Linked DNA regions of Homo sapiens: region 1 is linked to region 2. A link is an interaction called in ENCODE POLR2A ChIA-PET data of the cell type or tissue named here. Cell type or tissue: A673. All regions are shown on one strand. Links, peaks and the distances in the headings refer to the core of each region. The heading gives the core; the rest is flanking DNA. Region 1 overlaps PUS7 (pseudouridine synthase 7). Region 2 overlaps ATXN7L1 (ataxin 7 like 1).

Evidence for each region. ChIA-PET counts read pairs that join two places held together with the same protein. Peaks named below come from ENCODE experiments on the same cell type or tissue, not always from the same donor. Only the 100,000 strongest peaks of a DNase experiment are listed, where the experiment ranks them.
Region 1: POLR2A ChIA-PET joins it to region 2 with 18 read pairs; 1 of 35 experiments calls an interaction of 5 or more read pairs at or near these places.

Annotation. Positions count from the first base shown.
Region 1 is chr7:105,450,057-105,461,352 of GRCh38, forward strand. PUS7 (pseudouridine synthase 7) reads right to left here. Exons shown (of 16, transcript NM_019042.5): 15 at 9,112-9,203; 16 at 6,447-7,870. The coding sequence ends at 7,734. Among named protein-coding and RNA genes, the nearest start is that of PUS7, 67 kb to the right of the region's middle. In A673, for the core only: no CTCF peak of the experiment used is centred there; a DNase peak (open chromatin) is centred at 4,505; H3K4me3 peaks cover 484 bases; H3K27ac peaks cover 1,753 bases.
Region 2 is chr7:105,664,506-105,675,801 of GRCh38, forward strand. It overlaps ATXN7L1 (ataxin 7 like 1), which reads right to left. Exons shown (of 12, transcript NM_020725.2): 4 at 561-783. Among named protein-coding and RNA genes, the nearest start is that of EFCAB10, 89 kb to the left of the region's middle. RefSeq lists an enhancer at 397-691 and a silencer at 441-634. In A673, for the core only: no CTCF peak of the experiment used is centred there; no DNase peak of the experiment used is centred there.

The DNA.
Region 1 (11,296 bases), core at 3,383-5,882, 220 kb before region 2:
TGGGGTTTCACCATGTTGGCCAGGCTGGTCTTAAACTCCTGACCTCAAGTGATCTGCCCAACTTGACCTCCTAAAGTGCTGGGATTACAGGCGTGAGCCACCACGTCCAGCAGAGAAACCTCTTTATACCCAAAAGGATGGCTACAATCACAAAGACAGATAACAACAAGTGTTGACGAGGATGTGGAGAAAATAGAACTGTCATACACTCCTAGTGGGAATGTAACATGGTGCAGCTACTTAGGAAAACAGTCTGAGAGTTCTTCAAAGATTAAACACAGTTATATGACACAGAAATTCCACTCCTAGCTTTATACTCAAGAGAAATGGAGACATATGACTGTACAAAAACTCATACCAAAATGTTTATAACAGCATTATTCATAAAAGCCAGAAGGTGGAAACAACCCAAACGTCTATCAATTGATGAACATGAATAAAATGTGGTATATTCATAGATGGAGTATTGTTTGCCTAAATAAGGAATAAAGTACTTTTACGTCACAAACTGGATAAACCTTGAAAACATTATGCTAAGTGAAAGTCAGTCCCGCATATTGTATAATTTCATTTATATCAAATGACTAGAAGAGACCAATCAACAGAGATTGAAAGTAGCAGTTGCCAGGGGCTGGGGCTGAGGTGATAATAGGAAGTCAACGCTAATGCATTTGAAGTTTCTTTTTGAGATTATAAAAAAATGGGCCGGGCACAGTGGCTCACGCCTGTAATCCCAGGGCTTTGGGACATTGAGGCAGGCAGATCACGAGGTCAGGAGTTCAAGACCAGCCTGGCCAATATGGTGAAACCCCTGTCTCTACTAAAAATACAAAAATTAGCTGGCCATGGTGGCACGCACCTGTAGTCCCAGCTACTTGGGAGGCTAAGGCAGGAGAGCCACTTGAACCTGGGAGGCAGAGGTTGTGGTGAGCTGAGATCACGCCACTCCAGCCCGGGCAACAGAGCGAGACTCTGTCTCAAAAAAAAAAGTAAAAATGATTGTGATAATGGTTGCGCAACTCCAAATATACCAAAATCCTTTGTACACTTAAATGAGTGAATTGTATGGTATGTAAATTATACCTCAATAAAGCTATCATTAATAAAAGCCAAAACAAAACCTCAGCCCTGCCTAATCACCTTGCCATCCTGTACAACCTGAGTTCTTAGCTTCATGTGCTGTTTTCACAAATTTTTTTTTACTTCTGACTCTATCCTTATTCTCATCTCCCAAACCTCAATTTATATTCCATGAACATGGAATTTAAAATCTAAATAGAAGGCTGGGCACAGTGGCTCATGCCTGTAATCCTAGCTACTTGGGAGGCTGAGGCACAAGAATTGCTTGAACCCGGGAGGCGGAGGTTGCAGTGAGCCGAGATCACACCACTGCACTCCAGCCTGGGCAACAGAGCGAGAACCTGTCTCAAAAATAAATAAATAAAAAATAAAATAAAATCTAAATAGAGGCTGCACTGAGGATTAGCTTTTCATTATTTATAGGTGAAAGAAAATTGTAGGGTGTTATCTGAATTGCTTGGAAAATTTCAAACACTCTGATAATATTTTAGAACCTAATAACAACCATGTTTGTTATGTGCTCCCATAGCAAAAGTATTTACTCCCAATCAGTATAAAACTTAACAATCCAGTAAACATTTCAAAATCATATTTAACTAGCTGTGCTTCCAACCTACATATTCCCAATTTAAAAAATCAAACCTTAATACTCAAATTTACCATTATACTGGTGACATGCAACAAAGAACAAGTGATCTTTCTGAAGACTCAACGTCCAATGTGGTAGCCATTGGCCACAAGTGGCTATTGAGCATGAAATATACAGCTAGTCCAAATTGATATATATTTTAAGTGTAAAATACACACTGGTTTTTTAAGACAGTACAAAAAAGAGAATGTAAAATATTTTTTATATTACTTATAAGTTGAAACGATATTTTGGATATGTTGCTTTATAGAAACTACGTCATTAATTTTACTTGTTTCTTTTCATTTTCTTAATAAGGCTACCAGAAAATTTCAATCACATACATGGCTCACATTATATTTGTATTGGACAAAGCTGCTCTAAAGATCCATGTAGGGCTTTTGAGGGGACTGTAAATATGCATTAGGAGACAGGGGCTTTGAATAACTTCTCCCACCATGGTTTCCTGTTGTCATCTCTTTTTACATACTGGGTACTTTCCAGGAGTCTAGCACAGCTGGATAAGCCGTAACAGAAAATCAACACAGTATACCCGAAGGACAACACAATAATATGGGCTTTCTGGCCATTCCTGCTTTTTGCAGCTGCTGCTTTCATAAGAAGCTACAGCCAAGGAGTTTTTAATTACAACAATTATGACTTTTTTAGAGGGTGGAGGGTAAATTTTCTGTATGGAGTAACAAGGCCACAGTGCCTTAAGAATGGTTTGACGAAACCTTTGGACAAGGGTAGCAAAGAAAGAAAAGGCGGGGAGCAGTGACCCACGCCTGTAATCCCAGCACTTTGGGAGGCTGAGACGCGTGGATCACTTGAGCCCTGGAGTTCGAGACCCACCTGGCCAACATGGCGAAACTTCTTCTCTACCAAAAACACAAAAACACTAGTCAGGTATGGTGACACGTGCTTGTGGTCCCAGCTACTCGGGAGGCTGAGGTGGGAGGATTGTTTGAACCCAGGAGGCAGGGGTTGCAGTGAGCTGAGATCCCGCCACTGCACTCCAGCCTGGGTGACAGAGTGAGACTCCGTCTCAAACAAACAAACAAGGAAAAAAGAATTATTAGTGATCCTGGAGGAAGCCAAAAAATAAGAAGCATGGAAGTGAGTTTAAGGAAGGCTCTTAGCGATCTCAAGTGTGAAATCTTAGATCATCAATATGAGCCTTGGATCTAATTACAATGTAATCCCTTTTGCACATATATTCATTGTTTGCCTGTAATCATCAGCATCACCAGGTGTTGATAGATGCAAGAGGAAAATACAGGGGAGGGTCCCAGGAGAATCTTGGACCGGCCTGAGCACTGGGAGAACAGGATGGAGTCAAAGAAGTTCATGCTGCTTGCAGGGGGAAGGAGCCTGGGTTCTTCAGTTCCTGTGTATGGCCTGGAATCAATCTGTGAGGTGGGGCCTGTTAGCAGAAACCCCTCTTGCTTTGCTGAGAGTTTTTTTTCTTTTGCCCATTTTGCCCAATATATTCTGTTCTGCTCACCCTTCAATGTGTCTGTGCCTAACTTTTTCCTGGTCATGACATAAGAACTTGGATTTAGCTGAACTAAGGAGCAGAAATTCTGCAACATTTGCAACTGTATTACTTTTTTTTTTTTTTTTTTTTTTCAGATGGAGTTTCCCTCTGTTGCCTAGGCTGGAGTTCAATGGTGTGATCTTGGCTCACTGCAACCTCTGCCTCCTGGGTTCAAGCAGTTCTGCCTCAGCCTCCCGAGTAGCTGGGATTACAGGCATTTGCCACTATGCCTGGCTGATTTTTGTATTTTTAGTAGAGACGGGGTTTCACCATGCTGGCCAGGCTGGTCTTGAACTCCTGACCTCAAGTGATCCGCCCGCCTCGGCCTCCCAAAGTGCTGGGATTACAGGCATGAGCTGCAGCGCCCAGCCTGCAACAGTATCACATCTGATCAGTGTAGACTCTCCTTTGTATCTCAGGTGATTGATTTATTAACTGCGTCAGTGCTGTACACCACAGAGCCACTAGCCATATATTTGGCTATGGAGCAGTTGAAACTGTGACTGAGAAGCTTAAGTCAAGTTTAAGTAGTCACATGGCTAGTGGCCGCTGTGTTGGCCAGTACAGGTCTGGAGCCTGGCTGCTTCGTGTGTAACAGCAGCACATGTAGGGAACTGGTTAGAAATGCAGTATTTCATATTCTACCTGGACTTCCTGAAATACATCCTGCAGTTTAAGAAGATCACCAGGTGACTGTTAAGTACATTAAAGGTTGGAAAGCACTTACCTAGAGTAGGGGGTCTTATTGAATACATTGAAGCCCCTAAAATTGTATAAAAAGTTTGCATGAATTTGTAACACACACACATATGGATACACTTTCCCGCTTTCCTTCTCCTGGAAGCAATGTCTATACTTCTCCCTCAGATTTTCCAAGGTGTTCATGATCCAAAACTAAGTTCTACCCTACACAAAGTGGAAAAGCAGATTTCACTGAACAAAGAAAGCCTTAAAGTTATCCTTTGCTGAGCAAGCAAATGCTTTTGAATTTACAAAGATGAGAAGCTGGCCATATTCAGCTTTGTCATTCTTCCAGTGTGGTTTCATTTCTTCATATATCTGAAATAAAAAACTACATGGTACACTCCAGGTCTGCTTTGGTTTCAAAAAGGCACATGCACATCAGTGCACATTGGTAGCTATAAAACATTTATATGTATTCTATTTTGTATTACACACACGCATCCTTATTTTTTTAAGTGCAAATTGACCACAAAATGCATTCCAGTGCAAATACCAGTCGATGTTAATTCATACAGCCTGGAGCAACTGGTGAAGTTTTAAGTACTGATGTAGTATTGCAGCTGTTACCAATTTTTTGGTTGATTCAGGAATCAACCAGAAATTTTTTAAACTGGTATAATGGCTGTCTAGTTATTACCTACAACATGAAACCATGAAGATTCAGGAAGCAATCAGGATTTTTTTTATTAGTATAATAGCAGTCTAGTTATTATCTACAACATGAAACCATGAATAAAAACATTGGAAAGAACAATTTTGATTATTTAGCTTCCTTTCCTGTTATGGAATAGTGTTGGTTTTACATTATAATAAAAAGAATGATCCTTTATTATTTCTTTTAGGCAAAAATTTAGGAAGCAATGATACTTTTATGTTGAGGATGAGGTTGCTTTCAGGCTTTATAAATTTGTCTAAGAGAAACTTCCTCCCTTTCCAAACAACAAAAAATGTTCTGAATTCTATGCTAAGGCAATGATTTATTTCAGGTTGAGTAAGTCCCTAGAGTTAGGTGGTGTGCCCCCTGAGTCTCAAAACAGCTTGAAGAATCCGCCTTGAATCATTATTTATCCACTGGTGTTTATGAAGAGACATGTACAAACTGGTACTAGCTAACACAGCCAAGAAAGTTAACAATAGAGCCGTAAGTATTTCCCAGATGAAGAAAACACAAGTTTAGCTTCACTTTTGTTTTGGAATGCAAATTTATACTGGTTGAGCATCCCAAATCTGAAAATCCAAAATCCAAAACTTGCTCATTGGAGCATTTTGGATTTTTGGATTCCAACCAGTAAGTTGAAGTACAAATCTAAAAAAAAAAATGAAAATCCAAGACACTTCTAGTCCCAGGCATTTTGTGTAAGGGATACTCAACCTGTAAATGCAGAACTGCTGAATGCAATTGCAACAGAAAGACTTAGATCCCTTCATAAATAATTTTCTGTCAGATGAAGGAGAACTCCAGCTATTACTGGAAGGTACAGACAGGACTACTATACATTTAATACATGTTTAGCTTTTGTAAGACAAAATATATATATATATATATATATATATATATTTGAGACAGGGTCTCACTATGTTACCCAGGCTGATCTCAAGCTCCTGGGCTCAGGCAATCCTCCCACCTTGGTCTCCCAAAGTGTACAGGTGTGAGCCACCGTGCCTGACCTAGGACAAAATATTCTTTCAAAACTAGCTAGCAAAAAGGATAATTTACTGGGCTGGGCATGGTGGCTCACGTCTGTAATACCAGCACTTTGGGAGGTAGCAGTGGGCAGATCACTTTAGGCCAGGAGTTTGAGACCAGCCTAGCTAACATGGCGAAACTCCGCATCTACTAAAAATACAAAATTAGCCAGGCCTGGCAGCGGTGCCTGTAATCCCAGCTACTTACGAGGCTGAGGCACAAGAGTCACTTGAACCTGGTAGTGGGAGGTTGCAGAGAGCCAGGATCACGCCACTGCACTCCAGCCTGGGTGACAGAACAACAATGTCTCAAAAAAAAAAAAAAAAAAAAAAAAAAAAAAAATATATATATATATATATATATATATATATAAAATTTACCATGCTATTTCCAATCTTTTTTAAGCCTCAGCAGTGTGGTGGTGATGGATGTCATTAAAACAAAAGGGTTGAAAAACAGTTCCGAATCTCATTTCTACTACCAGATACGAGACAAATGTCATTCACATTCCCATGGTGCAATGCTCCTGGTACGGTAGCTCTTTTCCATTCCTTTCTTTTCTACTCCATAAAGCACATTGGAAGGTGAGTGAGTGATTCCAATAACCTGGAGTCCAGTCCAACACAGTCAATTATTCGTAGCATTTGACTCAGATTATCCTCATACTTCACAGCTGATCACAACACATTTTGGTGTCACCACCATTTCTGATGAGGATCCCACATTCATTTAGTTCCTTACCTTTAGTCAAGGTCAAGATTCTTATCTGCACTCATTTTGATATATTTATTTGATTTATTTACATAACCAGTAGAAAGGAGATTTTAAAAATATTTATTACATTTGTTTCTAGAAATCATAGAAAATAAAAATTGATACAATTTTGATATACAACTTTAGAAAGGCATATTTATCCTTTCACACCAGAGAAGTTTATGCAATGCCAGACATGGAAATACCAAAGCCACTGGTGACAAAGGGTAAACGCTACTGATAGAAGAAAGCCTTGTCCATTTTTATAGTTTTCTTCTCTACCATTATTTATTTTTGAGCAAATACCAGTCCAGTGGAAAGAGTTCTGAACATAAAAGGCACCTAGAGTAAAAATTAGACCTTAACTAATAAAACAGCTGTACACGTTTACATCAAGAAAAAAAAACCCGGCCAGCACAGCTCATGCCTGTAATCCCAGGAGTTAGCCTCGGCAACATGGCCAAACCCCCGTCTCTACAAAAAAATACAAAAATCAGCTAGGCGTGGTGGTGCGCGCCTGTACTCCCAGCTACTTAGGAGGCTGAGGTGGGAGAGTCACTGGAGCCTGGGAGGTCGAGGCTGCAGTGCAAGATTGAGAATTGCAGGATTGCACTGCAATCCAGCCTGTGCTACAGAGTGAGATCCTGTCTCGAAAAAAAAAATAAAAAAATAAAATGGGCCTATCAATGCAACGTTCCTGCAAGGCATTGATAATATAAATGCAAAAGCCACCGCAACCAAAAAGTCTATAATGCTTGCCTGAATCTAGTACATAAGCAGGATAATGACAATCACTTTTTGTTTATAAATTTGTAGATGTCTTATTATTTCAGTCAGCATGAGTACTGTATTTATATTTGTGGGTGGCAGCTCTCAAATTATTTATCCATAGTCCAGATTTGTTTTGTTGCATTTGCTCTTAAAATGCATTGTTGTATACTCCATCACAGATGTGTCAAATACTCCTGCTGTCTTTTGAGAATGTAGCAAAACCTAAACCTGCTACTTTAAACCAAAGTCCTTTTTTTATTATTGTAAAGCTGACATTTTACTCTGATTTAAGCACCTGAAGTGTATTTTGACTAATTTATATTCTGAGCTAAAATTAAGAACCTCAGGATTTGTGTACATGTACAAATATTGCAAATTATTTCTTTAAGCTAATAAAAACTTAAAAATACAAATAATTTTTATTACAAAGATTTGAAATCCATATATGAGTCTGAACTAAGACAAAAATGCACAGGGAGCCAGGAAGCAAACACTTGTGTACGTTTTCTAATCTGTGGACAAGGTACTGCTCAGCGAAGCCAGGTTGTATTCAGCTGCGTCTGGTTCTTGATACTGGTATCCATTTTTAGCACTTCTCGAATGGCCATGGTGGCGTAAGTAGAAGGGGGTAGAGAAAAATCCATTTTCAGAGCCCTGTATTTGCCTTCTGCAAGGCAAGAAAGAAAACAGTCAGAAAATGAAGGCAGCTGCAGACAGACCAGCGAGAGTCACATAATCTCTAAGCAAATACAAAGAACTGTGCTGCTTTCCTTAGACTCCACTTCCTAGGGGGCCTTGGAGAATGAGACCATGGAAGTAAGAGATCTGTGAGTGTGAACCTGCTGAATGGTTACAGAAATTCTGCCCAGGAACTTTCACAAAAAGGCAGATGACAGAAGAACACAAAAGAGAAACGCATGTAAAGTTAAAGAAATAATAATAAATTACGGCCTGGGAAAAAACAGAACAAGAATTTGATGATGAGAATGCCAATTTAATTAATTAATTAATTTTTTTTTGAGACAGAGTCTTGTTATGTTGCCCAGACTGGAGTGCAGTGGTGTAATCTCAGCTCACTGCAGCCTCCACCTCCCGGGTTGAAGCGATTCTCCTGCCTCAGCCTCCTGAGTAGCTGGGATTACAGGTGCCCACCACCACGCCCGCCTAATTTTTTTTTTTGTATTTTCAGTAGAGACGGGGTTTTGTCATGTTGGCCAGGCTGGTCTGGAACTCCTGACCTCAAGTGATCCACTTGTCTCGGTCTCCCAAACTGCTGGGATTACAGGTGTGAGCCACCACGCCCAGCCACCAATTTTTTTTTTTTTTTTTTTGAGATGGAGTCTCGTTTTGTCACCCAGGCTGGAGTGCAGTGGCGTGATCTTGGCTCACTACAAGCTCCGCCTTCTGTGTTCACACCATTCTCCTGCCTCAGCCTCTCCAAGTAGCTGGGACTACAGGAACCCGCCACCACACCCGGCTAATTTTTTGTATTTTTAGTAGAGACGGGGTTTCACCGTGGTCTCGATCTCCTGACCTCGTGATCCGCCCGCCTCGGCCTCCCAAAGTGCTGGGATTACAAGCGTGAGCCACCGCACCTGCCCAACCAATTTAATTTTTTAGACTCTTCCTGAATTTTCACTCACCTTTGGTAAGTCTCTGTGGGGGATGGGGAGAAATACTCCATCACCTAATATCACAACCATCTATAACATGCACTTATTTTCAGGAGGATTTACTGGTTTTAATCACTAACTTTCAGCCATAATTGTGAAAGTAAGGTCATAAAACACAACAATGAAATCATGGGTGGTGGTAGTGCTTGTAAGAGCAGTTTTCAAAAAAAAATTATGTTTTTGTTTAACAAAACATTTCAAAGTCAACACAGAGCTGATGACTGAGTAAACTTACCAGAAGCAAAAACTGGTGGTGTCTTCCCTTCTAGGTTGTCCACATCTGTGTTGAAAAGTGGAATTTTGGGATCATCATATGCAACGACTTCCCTTCAAAACATATGAATAAAGATAAGTGTGAATGTGAACTTTCATAAAAGGTACTAAGCCACTCATCATCATTTATTTAGCAAGAAAAACAAGTAAGTTTACTGTAAATAATTATAGTTAGGAATCTTGAATAATATAGCAGGGCCAGATTTTATACCTAAGTTTTGCTTATATATATAATTTTTTTTTTTTTTTGAGATGGAGTCTCAACTCTGTCACCTAGGCTGGAGTGCAGTGGTGTGATCTTGGCTCACTGCAACCTCTGCCTCCTGGGTTCAATCAATTCTCCTGCCTCAGTCTCACAAGTAGCTGGGACTATAGGTGTCTGCCACCATGCCTGGCTAATTTTTGTATTTTTAGTAGAGATGGGGTTTCACTATGTTGGCCAGGGAGGTCTCAAACTCCTGACCTCAGGTGATCCACCCGCCACAGTCTCCCCAACTGCTGGGATTATAACGTGAGCCACTGTGCCTGAATATAATAGGCTCAATCCAATTATATTCTATTAGTTATTTAAAAATGCACAACTGGGGCCAGGCATGGTGGCTCATGCCTCTAATCCCAACACTTTGGGCGGCCGAGGTGGGATGACTAAGCCCAGGAGTTCAAGACCAGCGTGGGTAACATGGTGAAACCCCATTTCTTCACATTAATAATTAAAATTTTAAAAATGTACAACTGACAAATCTTTTTTTCTTAGACGGAGTCTCGCTCTGTCGCCCAGGCTGGAGTGTAGTGGCGTGATCTTGGCTCACTGCAAGCTCCGCCTCCCGGGTTCACACCATTCTCCTGCCTCAGCCTCCCGAGTAGCTGGGACTACAGGCGCCCGCCACCATGCCCGGCTAATTTTTTGTATTTTTAGTAGAGATGGCGTTTCACCGTGTTAGCCAGGATGGTCTCGATCTCCTGAGCTCGTGATCTGCCCGCCTCGGCCTCCCAAAGTGCTGGGATTACAGGCGTGAGCCACCGTGCCCAGCCGACAATTCTTTTTAAATGAAGTTGAGAGTCAGTAAACTTCACTTTGCACAGCTGTGATCAAATTACTTACGGCATTTACATTTTCTCCAGACTGGGTGCCACAACCAACAACAGCTTGTTACTGAGAAGGAACAGTTCTCTGGAGTGGGGAAGACAAAGTCCAACCATGTGGACCTCTTGCCTATACTCCAGAGAGGAGGAGGTAAGAGAGATGGAGAAGAGAAGGAAATAGGGAATAAAATAATTTCCTGGAAATAGGCAACTAGTTCAGGATTTCATTTTAAAATTATCAAATAAAGCTTTAGATAATACTGAGTATTAAAATTTGTTTTTGAGGCCGGGCGCGGTGGCTCACGCCTGTAATCCCAGCACTTTGGGAGGCCGAGGCGGGCGGATCACGAGGTCAGGAGATCGAGACCATCCTGGCTAACAAGGTGAAACCCCGTCTCTACTAAAAATACAAAAAATTAGCCGGACGTGGTAGCGGGCGCCTGTAGTCCCAGCTACTCGGGAGGCTGAGGCAGGAGAATGGCGCGAACCCGGGAGGCGGAGCTTGCAGTGAGCCGAGATCGCGCCACTGCACTCCAGCCTGGGCGACAGAGCGAGACTCCGTCTCAAAAAAAAAAAAAAAAAAAAAAATTTGTTTTTGAGACAGGGTTTCGTTTTGTCACCCAGGCTGGAGGGCAGTGGCGTGATCACAGCTTACTGCAGCCTCGACCTTCCAGGCTCAAGCAATCCTCCCACATTGGCCTCCCAAACAGCTGGGACTACAGATGTGCACCATCACACCAGGCTAATTTTTGTAATTTTTTGTAGAGATGGTCTTGCTATGTTGCGGAGGCAGGTCTCAAGCTCCTAGGCTCAAGTGATCCTCCCACCTTGGGCTTCCAATAAAGTATTTTTAAACGAACTAACATAAGTATATTTTCCTCTCTAGAAACATGATATTAAAACAACCAGAGCGGTGTTTGGAACTCACAGCTAATTCTAAGTAAGGTAATTTGCTCAGAGATAGCTCTGTAAGCAAATCTAAGTTTTTAGAAATAGGAAAAAAGTTCACTCTACACATTTCTTCAATAATTCAGTGATGCCAATAAAATGTAAATGAACTCACT
Region 2 (11,296 bases), core at 5,019-7,518:
TATAATATATATATACATATGTATAATATATATATGTATAATATACATATATATATTATGTATGTGTGTGTATATATATATATTTGAGACAGAGTTTCACTGTCACCCAGGCTGGAGTGCAGTGGCGTGATCTCGGCTCACCACAACTCCGCCTCCCGGGTTCAAGCAATTCTGCTTCAGCCTCCTGAGTAGCTGGGATTACAGGTGTGTGCCACCACACCTGACTAATTTTTGTATTTTTAGTAGAGACAGGGTTTCACTGTGTTGCCCAGGCTGGTTTCAAACTCCTGACCTCAGGTGATCTACCCACCTCAGCCTCCCAAAGTGCTGGGATTACAGGTGTGAGCGTGGCCCATATGGTACTCTTAAGGTCCCACATGCCCTCTAATATTTAGGTTTATCTTTCCATCATTTTGGGTTTCTGTCCTTTCATTCCTCAGTCCCCCAAATTCCTGCATGTGACACCTAGGAACAAAGCCAGAGAGTAAATACTATTTCCCCATGGTGACAGGAACAGCAGGGGGGACAGACAGCAGCTGGCTGCCAGCCAGCTGACTCACCATGGTTTATCCCTTGATCCTTTCGCAGGAAAGACTGTGTGCTGTTTGCTGCTGGAGGTAAGTAGATTGTCTTTGGGCGTTTTGAATGGCTTTGAGGTGCTGCTGGCAGAGTGATGGCCGCTGAGACAGGCTTTTGTTTTCACCTGTACTAGTGATGTCCTGGGATTGGAGGCTGGAGACACTGGAGAGGGAGAAGGTCTACACATTGAACCGTGTCTTCTCTCTACAGGGGCAGAAAGTAGAGAACTCAGCACAGCATCTGTAGCAGGTGAGGCTCCCACACACTCACATACACTCAAACACACAACAGGCGGAGAGAAGCGCTTTCCCTACAGCACTGGCATTCCTGAAGCCTAGGTTCTGATGAGACGATTTGTCTTGACATATGCTCCTATTCCACCAGCTAGCAATAATTATGTTCTGGGTTTCTGTATCAAATGGCATGCTCAACTAACATCAGGGTTCTCATGGGAGGCATTTACCAGGCCATCTTTCTGCAAAACCACTTCCACAGGAGTAGCAGAGGGACACCAGGTGTCATCTGAACAGTGGGACAACCACACATAGCCAAAGCAATTCCTAGACAGCTACACAGAGGCCACAGGTCCATCAGGGCAGTGGACAGGGCAGGACTCTTAACAAACAGGAAACTCTTGAACCTGACAATCTGCAGGAGCACTAAAGTAAGACGGACCAGCAGGCTTGAATCGAAAGGACTTTGCAAGCGAGGAAGTGGCCCAGCAGCTGTCCTGGGACTGAGAGGACAGTGTCAGCACACCCCTGCTATGGCCTCCTCAGGGTCCACAGAGATTGAGGGCCACATGCAGGAGGATGTCAACGCTTGAGGCAGAATCTGCAATGTGGGGCATGGACTTGGGCCGGCGAGCACAACTTCCTGAGGTTCTACAGAGAATACCAGAGCTCTGGGCAGAGATGCCTCACTTGTTCACATTCTGTTAGCCACTGTGCTTTCGACTGAATGGGCAGGATGAGGATACTGACCAGGAGAGCAGATGCATGAAGTAAAGTTCTAGTGTGCACCCGCTATGGGGTTCTTAAATTGTTTTAGAATAACAGATCTGATAAAAATTTAAGAACCCAGCAAAACACACTTTTACACCTGCCCAAAAACTTTGTACATGATTACAGGAAGGAATCCCAAACCCTAAAAAAGACAAAGCTTCCTGAAACCCTAAGTCCTCTCTGGCTCTCTTATGTCTCACACATAATTAGTGCTTAATTAACATGTGTTGAATAAATAAATGAAATTATAACAGTTCTCCTGAACTAGAGATCTGAAAATCTGGCTGAATTTGATAATGCAAAATGTGACAGGCAAAGATGACAGATCATTCTCTCTCCAGCCCAAAGCTGAGCCTAGGCTTCTCTCATTAGGGCACCTTTCCTGGTTGCTTTTGCAGGCACCCTGACCTGGGAGATGCAAGCCTCCCACCTGTGGCCAGCTGCGACAGGAGTCTGGGGTTTTTCTCTGTACTCCCTTGTACCAATGGGTTGCCAGGCTGTCTCAAAGCAGACTGAATTTAGTCTTCTGATGCAATGGGAATTAGGAGGAAGCAGATTTTTGAGGATCATCCAATTGCTGGGTTTCTTTGCTTGACCAGTGCTCATATGCTGCCTACAAAGAATAAGTTTACAGGGTGCTTTTTCCTCATTGAATCAGAGTAGACCTTTGCATACAGCTTAGTTCTCAGAAGCCATCCTGTTGAAGCTTTTGAAAACAAAGAGCTAGTTCTGGGGCCTCTGTTTTGAGGGCTGGGAGCCAGGAGACCTGGGCTCCCACTCCAACCGCATATACACAGTATTAGGCTCGTGGCCTTCAGTTTACCACTTAAACTTCCTTGGTTCCTGTGTCTTTATCTGTGAATGAAGTGGGTCCCTAGATGGCTTCGAAGCCTCCTTCCACTCAATCACCATAAATACAAGGGATACTTACACCTGTTCCTTCCCTTCTCATCTCTCATGATTCCTGGATGTCAGAGCAGTAATAACAGCCAAAATATTGAACAATTTTACTCAGGCAAGATCTTCCTTGGGGGAATTCGTCCTTTGTAAAATTGTACTGGCTTTTACAACCCCTGTGACACAGGCAGGAAGCAGCCAGGGGTCTCCACCCTCCTCATGGCTGACTGGCCAAAGGAGACCCAGAGAGGTGAGGTGATTGCCAGGGTCAGGGCTACTCAAGGATCAGGGTGCCTCTGTGCTGAGTACATGGGCCTACCTGCCTCTCAGGAAGGCAGGAAACTAGGTGAATAAAATTCGAAGCCAGGAAATTAGAAAATGCAGAACTTAGAATCACTAAAGGTTAGAACTGTATCTTAAAAGTCAACTAGTGGCCGGGCGCGGTGGCTCACGCCTGTAATCCCAGCACTTTGGGAGGCCGAGGCGGGCGGATCACGAGGTCAGGAGATCGAGACCATCCCGGCTAAAATGGTGAAACCCCGTCTCTACTAAAAATACAAAAAATTAGCCGGGCGTAGTGGCGGGCGCCTGTAGTCCCAGCTACTTGGGAGGCTGAGGCGGGAGAATGGCGTGAACCCGGGAGGCGGAGCTTGCGGTGAGCCGAGATCCCGCCACTGCACTCCAGCCTGGGCGACAGAGCGAGACTCCGTCTCAAAAAAAAAAAAAAAAAAAAAAAAGTCAACTAGTATGATCTTTCTGATAGATGAGGTTATCAGTTGCCAGCCTTCAGGTTAAAGCTAGTTAGCGACAATCCTGAGACTAGAACCAAGTCTCCTAACTTCAAGTCTATCGACTTTCTGCCTCTCAGAAATGTCTTGTTTAGCAATTTCTTTTTCGGCAGAGGCTTCCAATATGAAAACAAGATTTCAATTTTTACCATTACTGCTTTAGATTTTTCTGCAGTCTTCATTCACTCCTTTGCTATTACTTACTCAAAGCTGGTGGTGGGTGGGTGTGGGATGTACAGAAATATTTCTTGGTTTAGGTGGGGAGATAAACCTGAATAATGAAGATACGTTTATTTTGCTAAACTAAGGGTTAAAAATTATGCAAGTAAACAAAGATAAATCACAAGGAAGTGTGCCATGAAGGACAAAATAAATGTGCCAGGCCAGTGATTCTACAATCACCTTCTAAAAGAATTCTCGTTAGTGGTTCTGGCTGACACATTCTGCTGCTAAATTTACAGAAAAAACCTTTTTTTTGAGACAGAAAAAAAACTCTGTCACCCAGGCTAGATTGCTGTGGCACGATCATGGCTTACTGCAACCTCTGCCTTCCAGGTTCAAGCGATCCTCCCAACTCAGCCTTCTGAGTAGCTGGGACTACAGGCATGTGCCACCATACCCGGCTAATTAATATGATCTTTTGAGACAGAGTCTTGCTCTGTGGTCCAGGCTGGAGTGCAGTGGCAGGATCTCATCTCACTGCAACCTCCCTCAAGAGTTTCTCTTGAGCCTGGGAGAATCAAGGCTGAAGATTCTCAAGATCTCAGTCTCCCAAGTAGCTGGGATTATAGGCATGCACCATCACGCCTGGATAATTTTTATATTTTTAGTAGAGATAGGGTTTCATCATGTTGGCCAGGCTAGTGTTGAACTCCTGGCCTCAAGTGATTTGCCCGTCTCAGCCTCCCAAAGTGCTGGGATTGTAGGCATGAGCCACTGCGCCTGGCCCCGGTTACTTACTAATTAAAACTTTTTTTTGGTAAGGCCAGGCATGGTGGCTCATGCCTATAATCCTGGCACTTTGGCTGGCCAAGGTGGGTGGATCGCTTGAGCCTGGGAGGTAGAGGCTACAGCAAGTTGTGATTGTACCAGAGCACTCCAGCCTGGGCAACAGAGCAAGACTCTCTCTGAAAACATATATATATATTTTTTTTTTGCAGAGACAAAGTCTCTCTATGTTCCCAGGCTGGTCTTGAACTCCTGGGCTCAAGAGATCCTCTTGCCTTGGCCTCGCAAAATGTTGGGATTACAGGTGAGCTACCACATCTGGCCCACAAAACAACTGTATCAGTGGATAAGCTTTTTTCTTGGTTTCATATTTTATTTTTTGAGACAGTCTCGCTCTGTTGTCCAGGCTAGAGTCCAGCGGCGTGATCTTGGCTCACTGCAACCTCTGTCTCCAGGTTCAAGCAATTCTCCTGCCTCAGCCTCCTGAGTAGCTGCGATTACAGGTACGCACCACCATGCCTGACTTATTTTTGTATTTTTAGTAGAGACAGGGTTTCGCCTTGTTAGCCAGGCTGGTTTCAAACTCCCGACCTCAAGTGATCCGCCTGCTGGGATTACAGGTGTGAGCCACCATGCCTGGTTTCATATTTTAGATTCAGAAACTTGCCTTAAATTGTCAATTGAAAGAACAAGTTGCAGTGAGGGAATATTAATTAAAACCTGAAGACAGCCCTTTGCCCTTAATATAAGTTTTTTTTGGTTGTTTGATGTGTGATTTTGTATTGTAATAAATAGGCGAAAGCAGTATGTCCTACTTGTGAAACTGAATTAAATCAGAAGGGCTCTCACAACCCTTGAGCTATGGGAACAAGCTTGTCCCCTACCAGTGCAGGTGAGAAAGGTCATATAAGAATTTAAAGGCCCAGCACGGTGGCTCACGACTGCAATCCCAGCACTTTGGGAGGCCAAGGCGGGTGGATCTTAGGCTGGGAGTTTGAGACCAGCCAGACCAACATGGGGAAACCCTGTCTCTACTAAAAATACAAAATTAGCTGGGCGTGGTGGCGCATGCCTGTAATCCCAGCTACTCGGGAGGCTGAGGCAGGAGAACCGCTTAAACCCAGGAAGTGGAGGTTGTAGTGAGCCGAGATCGAACCATTGCACTCCAGCCTGGGCAACAAGAGCTAAACTCCATCTCAAAAAAAAAAAAAAAAAAAAATTAAAGTGGAGGGACCAATAGAGTCAGTGGTCAGGGATTCACTCTGGAGGTGAGCTGTAGCTAGGCTTTTGAAAATGGGTAGAACTGATGTCCCAGGTAGGGCAGAGTGAGTGGATTTTACAAAAAGACCTATTCAATCTTTGTTTCTCTAGTCTATGAAGACCTGCCTGTAGTGGACTTACACAGTTTTGCGTTGGTGAGGAGGCGGGTTAGGTTAGTGATAGAAGAAGGCAGGGTCTTATCTTTTGCAAAAAGACGCTGCTGTGCAGGTGAGGTTTCTCTGAGTGAAGCTCTCCTGCTGTACATTACAATCATTCAGATACAAGCCTTCACCCACTTGAGGCTCAATCATGTCTTTCTATGTTTTGATTAAGGGACTGCCTAAGGTAGATCCCTATAGTTATTCTAATTCCATTTGCCCTGCCCAGAAAGAATTTGTAGTACATGATATCCCTCATTGTTAAAATATTTAATACTTAAGCAATTTTAGAGAAAAAGAGCACTTTCCTCTAAATTTTCTTAGTCTTCGTTAATGCATATAGCTTTATTAAGAAAACTGCAATCAATGGATATTTTGGACTATTCTTTGTCAGCTAACATTCTACATATACGTATCAAATTCCCACAAACTTGCTATTTTAAACTGTTAGGTAATATTCAATCATTAACATGGCGCAGATTATTTAGCTACTCTCTTGCTGTCTACCTACTATTTATCTTTAAAAAAAAAAAAACTGATTTGGCCGGGCGTGGTGGCTGACATCTGTAATCCCAGCACTTTGGGAGGCCAAGGTGGGTGGATCACAAGGTCAAGAGATTGAGACCACCCTAGCCAACATGGTGAAACCCCATCTCTACTAAAAATACAAAAATTAGCCGGGTGTAGCCGGGCGCGGTGGCTCACGCCTGTAATCCCAGCACTTTGGGAGGCCGAGGCGGATGGATCACGAGGTCAGGAGATCGAGACCATCCTGGCTAACACGGTGAAACCCTGTCTCTACTAAAAATACAAAAAATTAGCCCGGCGAGGTGGCGGGCGCCTGTTAGTCCCAGCTACTCGGGAGGCTGAGGCAGGAGAATGGCGTGAACCCGGGAGGCAGAGCTTGCAGTGAGCCAAGATGGCGCCACTGCATTCCAGCCTGGGCGACAGCGAGACTACGTCTCAAAAAAAAAAAAAAAAAAAAAAAAAAAAATTAGCCGGGTGTGGTGGCGGGTGCCTGTAATCTCAGCTACTCAGGAGGCTGCGGCAGGAGAATCACTTGAACCCGGGAGGCGGAGGTTGCAGTGAGCCTGGATTACACCACTGCACTCCAGCCTGACAACAGAGTGAGACTCCGTCTCAAAAAAAAAAAAAAAATTTATTTAAAAAGTGATTCAGAATTATTTCCTTGAGGTATAATTCCCAAAGTGAAAGGCTGCAGCTTTATAGCTCTTGCTACACATTTCTTTCCAGACCGTGTAACAGAAAGACCAAACCAATCTACTGTGCTAATATTGAATATAAGCACCACTCACCTACTTTAGGAAAAACAGAAAATCACTATCAGAACACCCGTGCAGAATTAAGTATTCAATACATCAATAACAACCTCAGTGAATGATCTTCAGCCAGCAACCTCTGCTCTCACCCGTTCTGTCCTTTGATCAATAGTAATAATAGTTTTAAGATTTTTCAGGTGGGTACAGTGGCTCATGCCTGTAATTCCCGCACTTTGGGAGGCTGAGGCGGGTGGATTGCTGGAGCTCAGGAGTTCAAAACTAGCTGGGTAACATGGTGAAACCCTGCTTCTACAAAAAATTAAAAACAATCAGCCAGGTGTGTGCCTTTAGTCCCAGCTACTTAGGAGGCTGAGGTGGGAGGATTGCTTGAGCCTGGGAGGTCAAGGCTGCAGTGAGCTGAGATTGTTCCACTGCACTCCAGCCTGAATGACAGAGTGAGACCCTGTCTCAAAAAAAAAAAAAAAAAAAAAAAAAAGAATTTTTTTTTCTTATGTGCCAGGCACTCTTCTAAACACTTTGATTTACCTTATAGCATTTCATTCTTACAATACCTTAAGAGAGGCACGGCCGGGCGTGGTGGCTCACGCTTGTAATTCCAGCACTTTGGGAGGCCCAGGTGGGTGGAACACGAGGTCAGGAGTTCGAGACTAGCCTGACCAACATGGTAAAACCCGGTCTCTACTAAAAATACAGAAATTAGCTGGGTGTGATGGCAGGCGCTTGTAATCCCAGGTACTCGGGAGGCTGAGGCAGGAGAATCACTTGAACCCTGGAAGCGGAGGCTGCAGTGAGCCGAGATCATGCCACTGCACTCCAGTCTCGGCGACAGAGTGAGACTCCGTCCCCTGCCCCCCCCAAAAAAGAGAGGCACTACTAGTTTCTCTTTTCTACAGGTAAGTTTGATTAACAAAGCTGTAATCAATGGATATTTTGGACTATTCCTTGTCAACTAACATTATTCTGCATATACATATCAAATTCCCACATACTTGCCATTTTAAACTGTTAGGTAATATTCAATCATTAATGTGCTGTAGATTATTTAGCTATTCTCGTACTGTCGACCTACTATTTGTCTTTTAAAAAACTGATTTAAAAAGTGATTTAGAATTATTTCCTTGAGGTATAATTCCTGAGGCTCAGAGATACAATGAGTTGCTTAAGGTCACAGAGCTAGAAAACATCAGATCTGGGGATGTTTTCAGAGCCCCTGTCTTAACTCTGGGCTCTACCACCTTGGAATCCTGGAAGATTCTGCTACAGATAGGAGGAATCTGAAAGAGCCAGCGGGACCTCTCCTTTCCCACTGTCTGTGGGCATTTCAGCAGGGCACCTGACTCCCCTAGGGAGAGGAAGAAACACTTTTTAGGTGTTAGGCAGCTGGCAGGTACCAGTCAGCAGCTCATACCATTGCCTAAGACCTCAATCACAAAGAGTTGGGGGGCCCCAGTACCAAAGAAATGAAAAGCCAAATCCTTTTACTTTTGTGCATTTCCACCACAGGAAGTCCAGGCCAAGGCCTCAGCAGCTGACTGTTTCAAGACCACCTGCTTCCCCACAGCCTCCTTAAACATCCAGGTGCAACTCCAGGGGCAGTCCTGGAGATCAGCCAAGCAGGGAGCTTGCAGACACCAGCTGTCAGCATCCCAAAAATCTGATAGGCGCGGGGAACCCTGGTGTCTCCAGTTTGCTCCCCTCACTCTCTGAAGATAAAATCCATCAGGTTCTCAGGCAATCCCATTTCAGTAAAAATTCAGTGTTCCCTTCCCCATACGCTTATTCATGGAGATATTTTCATACTTGCAGCATCAGTGTCCTGTATTTAAAACCTTAGCACAGATGCCTCATGAATGGCTGAGCCGGCTGCAAATACTCAAGGTGGCTCCCTGCACCATTTTTAGAAAGAACTTGTTGAGAATTTTCCAATATGGCTTTTAAGGGACTAACCCCCTCCCAATAGACTTTGAGCACCACAGTCGCTTGTGGCCTGCCATGGTTGTGTAAGCACACTTGGGCTTAGGCCAGCACCTGGCTTACTCACTTGACAGCATGGAGTCTCCTTCAGCCCCCACTTTTGAGGGCAGGTGCTTGGCAAGTCATTAGCCGGTTTCTATCTTATCAGTGGGTTCAATCTGCTTTTGTAGCTGCAGTCAGGATGCTGCCTATAAACACCCTGATTTCCAAGGGGCCTTCTTCCAAAAGTAAACTGGAGTTGGAGAGAGAGGCAGGGCTGGCACCTTGGCACTGGGAGCCGTGCCAGGAGCCAGGCCAGCTGTACTTACAGCCGCTTGGTGAGGTAACGATTCCCCCCAGCTGTGGAAATGGAGACAGACTGCATTTGAGAAACTTGCCCAAAGTCATAAGACTATTAAGTGGAGGAGCTTGGGCTAGAACCTGGGCCTGTTGTCTCATTTGTCACCATCGTAGTTAGATACTAAACTTACTGCCATGGTGTAAGGGGGGATATTGAATCAGCCTTGCTCAGCAGAGGAGGAAATGAAGACACAGGAAAGTCAGGTGATAGGACAGGCTGCGAATGCAGGCAGAGCTGTGCCAAGCAGTTTCCATGCCAGGAGTGCTTGTGAGCTTTTCTGGAGTGCCCATTCCCTTCTCAGACTGCAGTACCTCTTTAAAAGATGGCAGGGCTGAGGAGCCGAGGAGGCGTTCCTTAAGCAAAGGTTATGCTAGGTCTTCTTTACCCCTCTTCACCTCCTACCCACTGCTGGGCAACATGACCTATCTTGGGCACTAAGTTCTTTTGACAAATATGAGTGTGGGCCTGTGGTCTACACTGTTCACACCAACACCAGCTCAGTTCCCAAATCCCTAGGCTCTGGGATGGTTTCTTCGTCATCTGGTCACCCCATGCACATTCATTCAGTTAGGAGGGAAAGCAGGCTTTCTTGAGTACCTACTATATATCAGGCACTGTGTAAGCTGCTTTTCACTCACCAGCTCATCTACCCAATAACCCTACCATGTGGTATGATACCGTTAGTTGCCTTGTTATAGATGGGGAAATTACTATTATTTTTTTTTCTTCTTAGATATCAGATGGGGGAAATTAAAGCTTAGCAAGATTGTGAAACAAGACCAAGGTCACGCAGACCTCAGCAGCTGGCAGGAAAGCCCAGGCTTGCCTGGCCCCAGAGCCAATGCCCTTTCTACCATGCCACCCTGCCTGGGATGTTCCTTTCCCTCCACGCTTTAGAAATGCAACTGGGATGATTCTTACAAGGGCATTTCCCATTCCAGAGCTGCTGTGAAGTCATGTAACTTAGGATCCTTTTTAACTTTTCCCCTGTGGTGGCATTCCCCCTTCCTCCTCCTCTTCTATTTGTCATTTATACTAAGGTGCAAATTTCTGGCATCACCACTATTGGGCAGGATCTGGGGAGTCCCAGGGGCTTTCCAGGGCCCTGAAATACTTCCATCAGCCCCCAGGGATGCCCTCACAAGACACCTAGACTAGCTAAAAGGAAAAACTACAGAAATAGAATCTGTGGGGAGACAAGCACATGTACACCTTGCCAGCGGTACTTTCAAGGGATTACATTTTTCTGGAGAGCAACCTGGTGATAATAACAGGAACTAAAAAGCATCCATAGCCTTTCATCTGGTAATCTGGTAATGTAAGTTTGGAAAATAGGCCTCCAGGAAATATCCCAAAGGGAAAAAAAAAGTTCAAAGATATTCTCAGCACTGTTTACTACAGTTAAAAAAAAAAATACTACAAGCAACCTGAATAATCCATAATAAAGCAATTGGTAGGAGACAGGTAAGAGAGTTATCTCAACCTAAGAAAATGTATGCAAAATAGTACACTCACATTCACAAGGAAATTCAAAATGGCACAAATAGTATGTAGAGACTAATCACTACTTAAAGAAAAATATTTGAGGCTGGGTGCGGTGGTTCACTCCTGTAATCCCAGCACTTTGGGAGGCCGAGGTGGGTGGATCACTTGAGGTCAGGAGTTTGAGACCAGCCTGGCCAACATGGTGAAAGCCCGTCTCTACTAAAAACACAGAAAAATTAGCCAGGCGTGGTGGTGCATGCCTGTAATCCCCGCTACTCGGGAGGTTGAGGTGGGAGGATTGCTTGAACCTGGGAGGCAGAGGTTGCAGTGACCTGAGATCACGCCACTGCACTCTAGCCTGGTGACAGAATGAGACCCCATCTCAAAAAAAAGAAAAAAAAAAGCACTTGATAAATACATGATGATGAGGAAAAAAGAGAATGATATAAGATGCATTGCTTAATAGGCTCTGTCTTTTTTAAAACTGTTTAAGTTCATCCAAGAAGATAAAAACAGACAACAACAAAACACTAACATATCCTTAAGCAGAAAAGGTGGAAGA